2 separate regions of the Homo sapiens genome follow, and region 2 is linked to region 1. Evidence: chromatin contacts called from ENCODE Hi-C data. All regions are on one chromosome and are shown on one strand. The core of a region is the stretch at or near the end of the contact, and the rest is flanking DNA. Distances in the headings are between cores, read along the strand shown.

Region 1 (6,872 bases), core at 1,540-4,039:
GCAATACAAATATACAAAATTCTTGAAACATGCAGGTGCCATTATGTTCCTCCCTCTCTCCCTCTCCTGCTAGCAGAACAAGGCTAGGAGGCATTGGCAATGTTTTGGAGACCCTGCCTGTGCCTCCCACCGCCCCTGTGGATGGTGCTGCTTGTTCCCTACCTGTAGCCTCTACCTACCTGTTCCCAGGCACCAACACTGGCTGGGGTGAGATCACTGAATGCCCACAGTTCCGTAGAATGACATTCATATCAAGCTGCTGTGCAGGGACTCTAACCTAACTGGAGTCTTACAGATTTGTGATGGGATCTCAGAGGGTGGGCACCAGGGTCTATGTCACACGGGGATGTTGCCCGCCCCATCCCCTAGCATTCTGCTCTTTGATTTAATCTGAGGATTGGGCTCTGCTCTTGGTTTCTCACCTGCCCTCTTTTTTCCCACCAAGATAGAGCCTGTTCAGAGCTCTGCCCCACGAGCTCTGCAGGGTGCTCACATCCTTCCACCTGGACAATACTCTGAAACCTTTCGGATTCTGGCCAGATAGCCCCTGTAGAACTTCAGGTGTTGCCTCTCTCTGGACATCTTCCAGGGCTGCTTCCCCCATGGTTTGCCCCAGCCCCAGTGGTATCAATGCCGCAGACACCATGGTTGAGGCTGCTGTCTTCTGAGCCCTGATCACTGAATGGCCAGTGACCTGTTCTGCACCCAACATCTGTTGCATTAGCAATTCATATCTTATTTACTAATTATCTGGTCCACCAACTAGTCTATAAAGTAATACGATTGATGAAATAATAAAGTAAGGTAGAGTTTCTTACTATATGAATATAAGGAGAAAAAAATTTAACACTCAACACCCCAGAAAATGCAGACTCTGCCCTAGATATTCATTCAGCAAATATTTACTCTAAGCATTGTATTAAATGTAGGGTGACACTGATGAATAAGACAGGGAAGGTTCCTGTCCATATCAGCTTACATTCACTTTACTCATATCTCAGAGTCTAAATATAACCATTTCATATAAAAGTGGCTATAAAAATAGTGTACATTTTAAATCTATTATCTAAAATGGGATACTCCAGAGAGAGAAAGAGGGAGCTATTAATAATTAGGCTGTGACAATAAACATAAACCAGGACAGGCTCTTTAGGTATTATTGTCACTGTAGATATCAACCCTATCAATAATAATTGACCAAATTCACACTGAACTAAAACTAAACTTAAAAGTATGAAAAGTATGTTGACTTTCTTGTGTTTACAAATCTCTCATCAGTGAATTCAAGTATAGAGAGACAAGATATATAAGTATATATTCAACTATATAATATTTAAAGATAATTATCTACTAATATGCACATTTCAAAAATGCAATGATAGTAAGTAACATGGATTTCAAGCACCCCCGGAATTATATGTGGGCATCCTGAGTGAACAGTAAAACAAATAAAGTCTATGAAGTCTTTATGTAGGAAATGGAACTTACCTCTGTAGCTTGGAAATGTCACTCACTTCAAAACTGGCCTTCAGCTTTCTCCTTAGGAGAGCGAATGCCGCGAGGCGATGGTAGCTAGGAGGGAAATGCGGATGAGGATACAGAATGTGTGGAGAGAGCAGCTGTTGACAGTGTAATGGCATGTTGGTTAAAGGAATGAGAAAAGGAAGAAAGAGTGCAATAATGATAACTTTATGACTAAGACCCAGTTTAAAAGATTCACCTGACACCTAAGTTAGAAATGAGGGACACTTCTGATGTGCCAGAGTTCTTCACATCTGCGTGTTGGGGCACATGGCTCCCATGGAGGCTGTCCTGAGATGCAAGACTCCACAGCATATGGCGGTCTTCATGACAGCCCTCCACAGCATGGCTGCAGCCTGAGGCTCTCGGGTCCCAGTCACAGCCTAGCTGTGCTGCTGGTCAAGCTCTGGCCAACTCCTCTGCCTAAGCACCAGTTCCTGGCATTACAAATATCCTACCCTGACAATCACTGTAAACACTGTCTCCTTTTTTAAAAATAAAGTCTATCTCACCCTCATTATCTTGTGAGCAGGTCCTAGGTGTTATTGATTTATTTTAAATTTTTTGTTTGTTTGTTTTTGAGATGGAGTCTTGTTCTGCTGCCCAGGCTGGAATGCAGTGGCGTGATTTCAGCTCACTGCAACCTCTGCCTCCCAGGTTCAAGCGATTCTTGTGCCTCAGCCTCCCAAGTAACTGGGATTGCAGGTGTGTGCCCATCTAATTTTGTATTTTTAGTAGAGATGGGGTTTCGCTATGTTGGCCAGGCTGGTCTCAAACTCCTAACCTCAAGTGATCCACCTGTCTCAGCCTCCCAAAGAGCTGAGATTACAGGCATGAGCCACCACGCCTGGCCTGTTATTCATTTTTGTACCCTTGGCTCATAAAAAAGTGCCTAGCAGAGAGTAGTTACGTAATGGAGAATGAATGATTGCATTAATGCATTTATCAATAATTTAATATGGAAGCAAAATATTGGGCCATTACCAGTAAGTTTGGATGTGCTCCTAGCAATGGCATTAGAAAAATTTAAGAGTGTAACATAAGAAAATCAATAAATGGCTATGAATTGCACTGCTACGGTATGATCTGGATATATTTGCCTCCTAGCAGGAAATCACAAAATATAATGTCTTATGGCTTATTTGTTTTTTAAAAGGAAATGACTATTTCTGCTTCTAAATATGACTAATAATTGTTTATCCTAATGAAAAGGTAAGGGCAACAAAAAAGAATGATCTGAGCCTCTTATAGAATTGTTAGTCTGTCAGCTAGATGACAAACAATTTCTAATTTAGTGACATGACTCATATGCCCAGAAATTCCTGAGGAGGCTGTTCATGTTTGCGCAGAGACTTTTCTTGCCTCAGAAAGCACACCTTCACCACCAGGCTGTGGAGGGTCCTCTGAAGATGAGGGACTCTCAGGGCAACATGGGGGCATGGTGAGAGCTGAGGGTCCCACCTGCCTGACTACAAACTGCGTACTCAAAGGATGTCAGCACTTCTATGATAAGAAAACTGACAGGTTCATCTATCACTCATCCACCGACTCATGTCTTCAACAGACACTTACTAAACACCTCCTCCATGACAGTCGGTACGGGAAGGAGGAATACGAGGACAGTCTATAAAGCAGCCCTTGCTCCTTGGGAGCCCATAGAGTGGGAGAACCAAGGCTGACACACGAACTGGCTATGAGAGAACTGACACAGGCTGGAGAGTTGTACAAACCAAGAGAGCTCCAGCTTCTTATGGACAAGGTTCAGGAAAGGCTCTAGGGGTTGGGCCAAATGCAGAAGACAAGGCAGTCATTTACTAAAAATCTCAGATTCTTTCTCAAATGTGTCTATACCTGCAGTTCACTTTTTCAGGAGAAGTCCCTGGTTGTGGAGAGAAACGTTCAGATTTCCACTCTCTCTTGTCCCAAAACAGGCATCGGATCCACTGGAAATGTACTGTATAGTTCACTGCCTTAGCTAAATATCTGTTTGGAGGTTTTCTGTCATAGTCAGCATCCAATAAGGATAAATAGCCTACACTGGCATCTAAAAAGAGAAAACATAAATAAAAAGTACAACCTGAGGTTTGCAGAAAGGCATTCTCCATTTCAAACGCAGACAGAGTAGGCAGATAGGTGGGGACAAGGACTACAGATGAGCAAGAACTGAAAGACAGCATCAAATTCTAGCCATTTCCTGTCCCCGAAGCATTTAAATTTGGATTAAATCCACCCAGTCAAAGCTCCTGGATGCAGATACGAATTGAGGAATGGTAGAGAATTGGGAAGAAAAACAGTGTTTCTAGCATCCCGTATGTTCCAAGTGCCCCCTGACACCCTGAACAGGCCACACCCCCTGACCTTAGTGGGGATGGAAGAGGGTTGAGTCAGTTTCTTTAGCTGCCATTCAAGCCCACTTCCTGCTCCTCGCCAGTTTGTCAGCCAGCCTGCGAAATTTCAGTATACCCAGGGTCTAAACCCATTCTGGTAAGGACAGCACAATGACCCATGGAGTTTTAGCCTATCATTTTTTTTTTATGTTTAGCCTACTTTTTATATTTAGAAGCAGAAGTATTTAACATTCTACTTATTTAAAAATTGCCCAAGACTTTTTAATAAGTGGTGTTGGGACAACTAGACATTAGCCCTTTGTAAAAATATGGGCACCTCATGCTATAAAAAATAATAATAAACATTAGCAAATCAGATATCTAAATATGAAAGAAAAAACAAAAACAAACTGCACAAGTACTGAGGAACACATGAATGACTTCTTTTATAATCTGGACATAAGAAATAAATTTTGAACGATGGTTCAAAATCTAAGAGTCTTACAAGAAATGGTGGATAAATTACTATTTTAAAAATAGCCCTAACATATAAAGAGCTCTTAAACATCAAGAAAAAACAAACTCAATACAAAAGTGGGCATATATGAACAATTCACAGAAAAAAAGTGGATAATGGCTTTAAATATATGAAAAAATACCCAACTTAATTCATATAAAATGCATATTAAAATGAACATTTCTCAATTATAAGACTGGCAAAACTCAATAGCTTGAAAATACATCCTTTTGGCAAAGACGTGGGAAAACAGGCAGCTTCAGACACTGCTGGAGGTAAACGTGACAATACTTACCAAAACCACATAGGCATTTACCATCCGACCCAGGAACAGCCTATCTAGGAATTAAACTTGAAGATACACTCCTCCCCCTACATGTAATACAGTATATGCACAAGTCTTCCATGTGAATACATAGGAGACTGGCTGAATAAACTACGGTCCATCTATACAATGGAGAAGCACATAGCAGTTAAAAAAAAAAGATATCGATGAATAAATACATACGGAGTGATTTCTAAATATGTAATTTAAGTAAGAAAAGCACAATGCAAATGAGTGTAAGAAATAAGGGGAAATAATGTGGGTATGCATGGGCTTATTTTCCCAAAAAGAAACATCAGGAAAACAATTCCCATAAAATTATAATCATCGAGGCTGGGCGCAGTGGCTCACGCCTGTAATCCCAGCACTTTGGGAGGCTGAGGTGGACCACCTGAGGTCGGGAGTTCGAGACCAGCCTGACCAACATGGAGAAACTCTGTCTCTACTAAAAATACAAAATTAGCCGGGTGTGGTGGCGCATGCCTGTAATCCCAGCTACTCAGGAGGCTGAGGCAGGAGAATCACTTGAACCCAGGAGGTGAAGGTTGTGGTGAGCCAAGATCGTGCCATTGGACTCCAGCCTGGGCAACAAGAGTGAAACTCCAGTCTCAAAAGAAAAAAAAAATTATAATCATTGTTCTTCACAGAACTAGACAAAACAATCCTAAAATTCATATGGAATCACATAGCCAAAGCAATACTAAGCAAAAGGAACAAATCTGGAGGCATCACATTACCAGACTTCAAACTATACAACGAGGCTATAGTTACCAACACAGCATGCTACTGGCATAGAAATAGGCATGTAGACCAATGGAACAGAATGCAGAACCCAAAAATAAGGCCAAATACCTAAAGCCAATTGATTTTTGACAAAGCAAACAAAAACATAAAGTGAGGAAAGGACACCCTATTCAACAAATGGTGCTGGGATAATTGGCTAGCCACGTGTAGAAGAATAAAACTGGATCCTCATCTCTCATTTTATGTAAAAAATCAACTCGAGCTGGATCAAAGACTTAAATCTAAGACTTGAAGCTGTAAAAATTCTAAAAGATAACATCAGAAAAACTCTTCTAGACATTGGCTTAGGCAAATAATTCATGACCAAGACCCAAAAGCAAATGCAATGAAAACAAAAATAAATAGATAGGACCTAGTTAAACCAAAAAGCTCCTTCAAAGCAAAAGAAATAATCAGCAGAGTAAGCAGACAAGCAACAGAGTAGGAGAAAAAATTTGCAAACTATGCATCTGACAAAGGACTGGTATCCAGAATTCATAAGGAACTCAAACAAATCGCAAGAAAAAACAAATAACCCCATCAAAAAGTGGGCAAGGACCTGAACAGACAATTCTCAAAAGAAGATATGTAAATGGCTAAAAAATACTCAACACCACTAAGTAATAGGGAAATGCAAATTAAAACCACAATGAGATACCATCTTACTCCTGCAAAAATGGCCATAATTTTTAAAAGTCAAAAAATAATAGATTTTGGTTGTGTATGTGGTGAAAAGGGAATACTTTTACACTGCCTGTGGGAATGTAAACTAGTACAACAGAACCAACCTAAATGCCCATCAACCTACGAGTGGATAAAGAAAATATGGTATGTATGCACCATGGAATACTACTCAGCCATAAGAAGGAACAAAATAATGGCATTTGCAGCAACCTGGATGGAGTTGGAGACCATTATTCTAAGTGAAGTAACTCAGGAATGGAAAACCAAATATTTTATGTTCTCACTTATAAGTGGGAGATAAGCTATCAGGATGAAAAGGCATAAGAATGACATAATAGGACTTTGGGGACTTAGGGGTAAGGATGAGGGGGTGAGAGATAAAAGACTACACATAGGGTGCAGGGTATACTGCTCGGGTGATGGGTGCACCAAAATCTCACAAATCACCACTAAGGAACTTATTCATGTAACCAAAAACCACCTGTTCCCCAAAAACTACTGAAATAAAATAAAATAAAGGAAACAAATGAAAACAATTACCTATAAGGACTAGGTGATAACAAGGTATAAGAATAAGGCTGTTGAAAGATTTAGCTCTGAATACATACATCTTTAAATGTGCTTTAGACATCTGAACAATAAAAATGTCTCACAAATTCAAAACATAAATTAATGTTAAAAAATGGGGACGGGCGCCGTGGCTCACGCCTGTAAT
Region 2 (6,872 bases), core at 3,225-5,724, 260 kb after region 1:
ATGCAGGCTCCACCCTCATGACCTAATCACCTCCCAAAGGCCCTGCTGCCTGAAACCATCACATTTAGGGTTAGGATTTCAGCCTATGAATTTTGAGGGGGAAACCAGCATTCAGTCCAGGTCCATAACAATGGTCAAATCCCATCTAAAATTATTATAACACAAAGAATAAGGGGCAGAGTAATGTCCCTACAAACAGGAAACTACTCCAGGAAGGCACGCCCAGAACATAGAAACTGGACCCTAATAATGCATCAATCTGAGAGGAAGGCCAGGTAGGTCAGGAGTTGGTCATAGCTCACCTGGGTTTAGGGTGTGGGACTTCATTATACTGTTCTAGTCTGCCTTTTGCTGGTTTACTTTTCAAGTATTTGCCTGAAATCTTAAATATTAACAAGGTATGAAACAGGGATCAATGAAACACATCATGGTATATGGTTCAGTGACAGACAACAGTGGGAAATCGCCGTGAATGGAAGCAAGAAATATGGGACAAAGTACTTGAAGGTTCCTGGCCATTTTTATTTTATTCTTTTTTTTTTCTTTCGAAATGGAGTTTGCTCTTTTTGCCCATGCTGGAGTGCAGTGGCGTGATCTTGGCTCACTGCAACCTCTGCCTCCTGGGTTCAAGTGATTCTCCCGCCTCAGTCTCCCAAGTAGCTGGGATTACAGACACCCGGCACAATGCCTGGCTAATTTTTGTATTTTTAGTAGAGATGGGGTCTCACCATGTTGGCCAGGCTGGTCTTGAACTCCTGACCTCAGGTGATCTGCTCGTCTTGGCCTCCCAAAGTGCTTGGGATTACAGGCGTGGGCCACTGCACCCAGCCCTCTACTTTGTTTTTTGTGCCTTTCTCTTCCATAGTGTCCATAATGATCATGCATTAATTACTTTCATAGCTTAAAAAAAAGTTGAATGGGAAAAATGGGTCACTGTGTATTTGAGAACAGTACTGGATGCTTCGTGTTTGGATGTGTGGGTGGATCTGCTTCTTTCTTCCATATGCTCTGCTGTGTGCTCCCTGGCTGCCCTGCTTTAATTTTATTTTGTTTTACACCCTGCATATCTTGATGTCTGCTTTTTTCCTCAGGTCTGGAGCCCGGCACTGTGGTCATAACAGAGCAGGCAGTGGATACCTGCTTCAAGGCAGAGTTTGAGCAGATTGTCCTGGGGAAGCGGGTCATCCGGAAAACGGACCTTAACAAGAAGCTGGTGCAGGAGCTGTTGCTGTGTTCTGCAGAGCTGAGCGAGTTCACCACAGTGGTGGGGAACACCATGTGCACCTTGGACTTCTATGAAGGTGAGGCAGCGGATACGAGGAGGCATCTTTCAGCCAGGGAACCCTGGTCCGTCCCCTGAGCCTGCCTTCTCGCTGTGGACTGGCGTTTCCACTTGCCAGGCTGCTGTCTCAGTTACACTTCGCCCAGAGTGGTTATAATGACCCGTTTGAGTGGTCATTATAGGCAGGACCTGGATGGGTCTTGCTTGTCCCTGTGTCCTTCTGGGCATCAGTGGCGCTGATGTGTTGTAGGAGCTTCTCACATGCATGTGGTTCTCATGTCTCCATGTGTGCCTCAGGGCAAGGCCGTCTGGATGGGGCTCTCTGCTCCTACACGGAGAAGGACAAGCAGGCGTATCTGGAGGCAGCCTATGCAGCCGGCGTCCGCAATATCGAGATGGAGTCCTCGGTGTTTGCCGCCATGTGCAGCGCCTGCGGCCTCCAAGGTAAGCGGCACTTGATGGGCCTCGGCGTCCCCTCCTCCCTTCACTTCTGCTCTCCTGGAGCCCCTCGCTGGGGCCCCTCCTCCTGGGGCACCCCGATACCCATTTCTGGTTTCTGTTTCCGCTGCCCCCAAGTCACTTTCTGACATATGTGTTGTCACCACAATGCTGTTCAATGTCTGACTGTCACACCCTGACAAAATGCAGGATTCTCAGTGACCTTGTGCAGGAAAAATGACAAAAAAGCTTTTGCTGCCCCATGAGGCTGCCACCAGGTCTATAAAAAACTCGGCTTTCAAAGCGCTTTGGCTTTCTGAATTGTGGTTCATCTACCCTCAAGGTACTAGCCACCCTTGAAGGCCAGCTCACAGCTCTGCAGAATTCCCTTATCACCTCGGCCAAAACGTGCCTTTCAAGGTGGTGCTTGCAGCCCTGAGCTGGTCCTGGAATGGTGAATTCCTTTTGGAAGCAGGCACGAGAATAAGGGAGGGACAGGGCAGGGTGGTGTCAGAGAGGGAGGAGTCTTCCGAGCCCCTGGACCAGCGCCTTTCCCTCCCGCACTCCATCCTCCGGCCCCGCCTGACTGCATGGGCAGCCTGGTTTCCTGAGGAGGCAGAGAGGCTGCTCCTCAGAGCTCGTGGGTTCTTCATCCCGTCCCTGTGAAATGTTAGACCCCCGGCACCTTGCCTTGATGTGGTCTTTGTCCTTTGCAGCGGCCGTGGTGTGTGTCACCCTCCTGAACCGCCTGGAAGGGGACCAGATCAGCAGCCCTCGCAATGTGCTCAGCGAGTACCAGCAGAGGCCGCAGCGGCTGGTGAGCTACTTCATCAAGAAGAAACTGAGCAAGGCCTGAGCGCTGCCCTGCACCTCCGCAGACCTGCTGTGATGACTTGCCATTAAAAGCATTGTCCAAAATCCCCTGTTGTGTGGACTTTGAGCACACTTTACACAAGAATCTAGAAAATCAGATCGCGATTAAGAGACAGAGAATCTTGGATTAACCGCATGGGAGATGTTCTTCCTTTTGAAGTTTCATTGGAGCATTTTCAATGATGTTAGCCTGATTTGGGGTTTCTTCAAGAACATTCTACCAAATTTTTGTACTATTTCTAGGGAAATTTTTCAGACTTTAAAATTCTAATGGTAGTCAGATTTCATGTCACTAAACAAGAAATCTGACAATAGTGCCAGGAAACTAATTTCCTGATACATTAAAAAAATTCCATGCACCACTTGCAATGAGAGATGACTGAAAACCAATGAAGCAGACAGCAGGGGTGTTTGAGAAATAATGCGTACCTAAACAGGCATATACACAGTTTCCAAATTATAGTCACACACATTCCCAAAACCATCCACACCAGCTTAATCACACGACAGTAATCCTCCCACCCATTGTCCACAATGCTAGTGTCTTGATCCAAGTACCTAGGGATGGGAAACGGGACACCTGGGCTCAAGACAGCTTGTCCTATTGTTTCTGTCCATGGCTTGTCAGCCTTGCATTCATTCCTGGCCTCACACTGACATTCCTAGACTCCGTGTCTCTTAGCTTCCTTCTCGGTTGCACCTTATAGTGGAGGGGAGAATCCAGGGTGGCCCCTCTGTCTGTCTCGGGTGAGTCTGGCAGCAGCTACTTGGGCAGGCCTAGGTCCCCAGCTCAGGGGCAGCTGGGTCTTGGGTCTTCACTGGCTTGTGGGTTGCCCAGGCTCCTGGCTGACTTCTCAACTCTCCCCACATCAGTGTGGCCACTTTCTGGTATTTATTGTTTCCTGTCCTTGAGATGGGCTTATTTCCTGGTGGGCTCTGAGGGACACTCCCATGCTCAGGGGCTCTGCTTAGCAGTTTGCTGTGTGACTTGGAGTGGCCAGGGAGGTGTGTGGGGACCTTGGTGTGGGTGCATGTGTGTGGTCTGTGCACTCTTTAATGTGCCTTCCCTGTGATTCTGAGATTCAACCCAAAATGAGGGTCATTCAGCATCTACTGAGCCCACATGCCCTTCTAAGTGCTAAGAGCAAGAGAGATCCTTGTCCCAATCAAAAACTTCCTTCCCTTCCACCTTCTCAAGCTCTAGGGTCTGTAATACAGATTTGCTTAGGGTGGAGAGTGAGTCTCCTTCCATTTCTCCCTCAGCACTTCTTGGTCCCTTTGTTGAAGCTGTCCAGGAGAAATTGGAACCCTCAAGGAGACTTCAGGGTCCTGGGATGTGGCTGTGCAGTCATCTGTGCACCCAGGGCAGCATGCTAAAGGCTCTGCTCCTGGCTTCTCACTCCAGCACGAGCTGCAGGGGCTGGACTTGCTACTATTGTGCGCTCATCTGTCTCCAAATTACCAAGTGCCCCCAGACTTCAACTGGATGTCACCATGCCCCTGTGGGTGCAGGACCCAGTGTGGGATAGCCTTTCTATCCTCTGACCAACCAGATGATGTTTATCACCAGGCTCTGGGGCAGGCTGAGGATGCAGGTGCGGACCATTGCCCCAGGCAGTAGGGGACTTGCAGGTTAATTTCTTTCACACCTCAACCCAGGCAAGTGTGGCCAGGTGGGCCCGCCACTTCCTAGGAGGACATCTTTGATAAAGCAGAGAAAAAAAACCACACAGAAATAGAATTTAAGGCTAAAGAGGAGGCTGCTATTAGTAAGAAAAGGGCTAGTTTGTTTTTGAGGTGTTTTGTCTCTGCACTGCCTGGAAGTCTGTCTCGCTGGGGGAGCTGTCACAGAGCCTGTGGCCTGAGCACCCTCCTCCGGGACAAGGCAGAAGGTAAAATGACTTCTGAACATGAGATTCTTTCTACAGGTGTCAATGGCCAAGCTGCAGCTATTGGCACTGCACTGCCCTCTGCTGGCTATGTGAGGTAGTGCACATCAGCCACCCCCAGGTGGATCTCTGTTGATCTAATCGGGCGACATCCCTGACCTTACAGGTGAACTCTATACCCCCTGACACGCAGGAAATGCCGGTTGAACAACACATCTTGTTCTGATTGAGTAAACATGAACTTGTTGGATTAGTTTATGTCGGCCTAAAAGGAAGAAGCTGAGGCAAAATTGGTAAAAGTAGAGAAGTAACTGGGTCCAAGCTTGAAGACTGCAACCCAAGAACATAGATTCAAGTTCCCCTGAATGAACACTCTGATTAGCAGCACTTACAAGTGGATTTTTAAAGGTAAAAGGGACAGGGAATGGGCTGATACACAGCTGTCTGCCAGGAATTCTCATTGGTTTACAGAAATGATATTGATCAATGGCTACACATTGTTAAGCCATAGAGTGTGGGTTCTAGTATTCAGTGTGGCATTATTAAGTTAATTTATAGCTACTTGTGGCAATAGCAAGCAGTTCCAAGAGATGAATACATAGTTAAAAAGGGGGAGTGATTGATGTCTTTTTCTTGAGACAAGGTCTTGCTCTGTCACCCAGGCTGGAGTGCAGTGGTGCAATCACAGCTCACTGCAGCCTTGACCTCCTGGGCTCAAGCAATCCTCCCACCTCATCCTTCTGAGTGGCTGGGAATACAGGTGCACGCCACCACAACCTGGCTAATTTTTGTATTTTTTTGCAGAGATGGGGTCTTGTGTGTTGCCCGGGCTGGTCTTGACCTCCTAGGTTCAAGCGCCCCTCCCACCTAGGCTTCCCAAAGCATTGTGATTAGAGACGTGAGCCACTGTGTTTGGCTTATTGTCCCATTTTAATGTCTCTCTGGCTGTAATAATTTGAAAGGTCTCAAATTCCTCAGATGAAAGTTATTTTCTTTCCTCATTTGGCTACCAAGATGTCTCTGGAGCTGACGTTATAAATGTCCTCACATGAGTGTTACTTGAATTCCTCGGGAGACGACCAGAAACTTGGTCCCCTTCCTCACCCCGCACTGGCCACTCTTTGACTTTCAGGCCCTTGTGCCACGCTGGTATCATTGGCTTGGTCCCCTTGTGGGGGCTTCCCACAACCTGGGCACTGGCCCCTTCCTCAACCCCTCCTCCATTCCCAGCGCTGGTGATAAAGACTCTTCTGAGCAGGAATATAATGACACCAACATGGTTCACTTTCGGTGCTTTCAGCAAGGCAGAGAGAATTAGGAATGTAATTGGGATTGTTCTGATGGAACTAATTACCCTGGATTTCAAAAATCGTTGTCAGCGAGTTCACTCCATGTTTTCCTCTAGTGCAGTCCTTAAGTGATATGCTCAGAATGCCTCCCACTAATGTGAAAAAAAAATGTTAATAATTATCCAGCCCTTTGTAAATTGGAAAATCAGCACGTCACTAGTGAGTTAGTCAAGAGTTTACCTCAGGAAGCCTGCCACGCTCTCACATAAAAGGTTGGGCTTTGGTGTCAATTGCAGAGGTGGCCACGCTCCTCCTGCTGCCTCCTCGCGGTCCAGTCTCATCACAGCGGTGACAATGCCACCTTGACCAGAAACAATGAGATGATGGTTTGTCTTTATAAATGACAATAGGGACAGTGGAATATGTTAGAGCATGAGCTGTGCGTCTCCTATACCTTTATCCTTAAGCCTAGCACTAAGCCACGTTTTAAAGCCAGGTGTCCATCATATATTGTATTATCCGGTAATTCCACTCCTGCTCCTGGGCTTGCATGGAGAGAACTCATGTGGCCCAGGAAACATGGACAGGAATGTTCATAATTGCAAAGGCCTCGGTAACAAAAGCCAGAAGTCCCCAAATATCCATGTGCCAGAGAACAAATGCAATGAGTTTGGTGTGCTCAGATGATGAAAAACAGTGAAAATAAATGCAGACACCTTCACCATCAGTACAGAACCATCTCAGGTAACATTCTAAGTGAAAAAAGCAAATTGTAGAATAGTACCTACAACATGATTCCATTTATATAAAGTTTGAAAATGGACAAAACTAAACAATATGTTGTTTAGGATTACGTGCATTTCATTGTAAGACTAGGGGAAAAAACTCCACCAGGGATTGAGAAACCCCAATTGAGATCAGGAGTTTCCTCTGTTGGGAGGCAGGGTGCATTTGGGAGGAGGGGGGACCCCCAAGGACATCAAAGATGTTCTGTTTCCTAGGTTAGGAATGACTTTCACATCAGGGCTTCTGGGTTCCATTGCAGCTTACTCATATTTCAGTACTCCTTGGTATGTATGTAATAGTAGAATATCATCTCAT

What was found. A loop is a pair of places that touch in the nucleus more often than their neighbours do. Pooled maps may share reads with other maps.
Region 2: a loop to region 1 is called in a pooled map, with 2.3 times the contacts of the local background. The contact joins two enhancer-like sites. A Hi-C loop is called at or near these places in 17 of 37 single-sample maps with no recorded cell type and 14 of 50 pooled maps.

The regions. Positions count from the first base shown.
Region 1 is chr7:47,843,507-47,850,378 of GRCh38, forward strand. PKD1L1 (polycystin 1 like 1, transient receptor potential channel interacting) reads right to left here. Exons shown (of 57, transcript NM_138295.5): 32 at 3,373-3,565; 33 at 1,489-1,572. Among named protein-coding and RNA genes, the nearest start is that of PKD1L1-AS1, 52 kb to the left of the region's middle. Within about 2 kb of position 2,790, at least 3 of the 41 ENCODE cell types and tissues checked have a DNase peak (open chromatin) inside an H3K27ac peak, as active enhancers do.
Region 2 is chr7:48,105,782-48,112,653 of GRCh38, forward strand. LOC105375271 (a long non-coding RNA gene) reads right to left here. Exons shown (of 4, transcript XR_927253.3): 3 at 6,012-6,132; 4 at 5,394-5,923. UPP1 (uridine phosphorylase 1) reads left to right here. Exons shown (of 9, transcript NM_003364.4): 7 at 1,092-1,301; 8 at 1,580-1,726; 9 at 2,437-2,955. The coding sequence ends at 2,576. Among named protein-coding and RNA genes, the nearest start is that of UPP1, 20 kb to the left of the region's middle. RefSeq lists a silencer at 1-15. Within about 2 kb of position 4,475, at least 2 of the 41 ENCODE cell types and tissues checked have a DNase peak (open chromatin) inside an H3K27ac peak, as active enhancers do.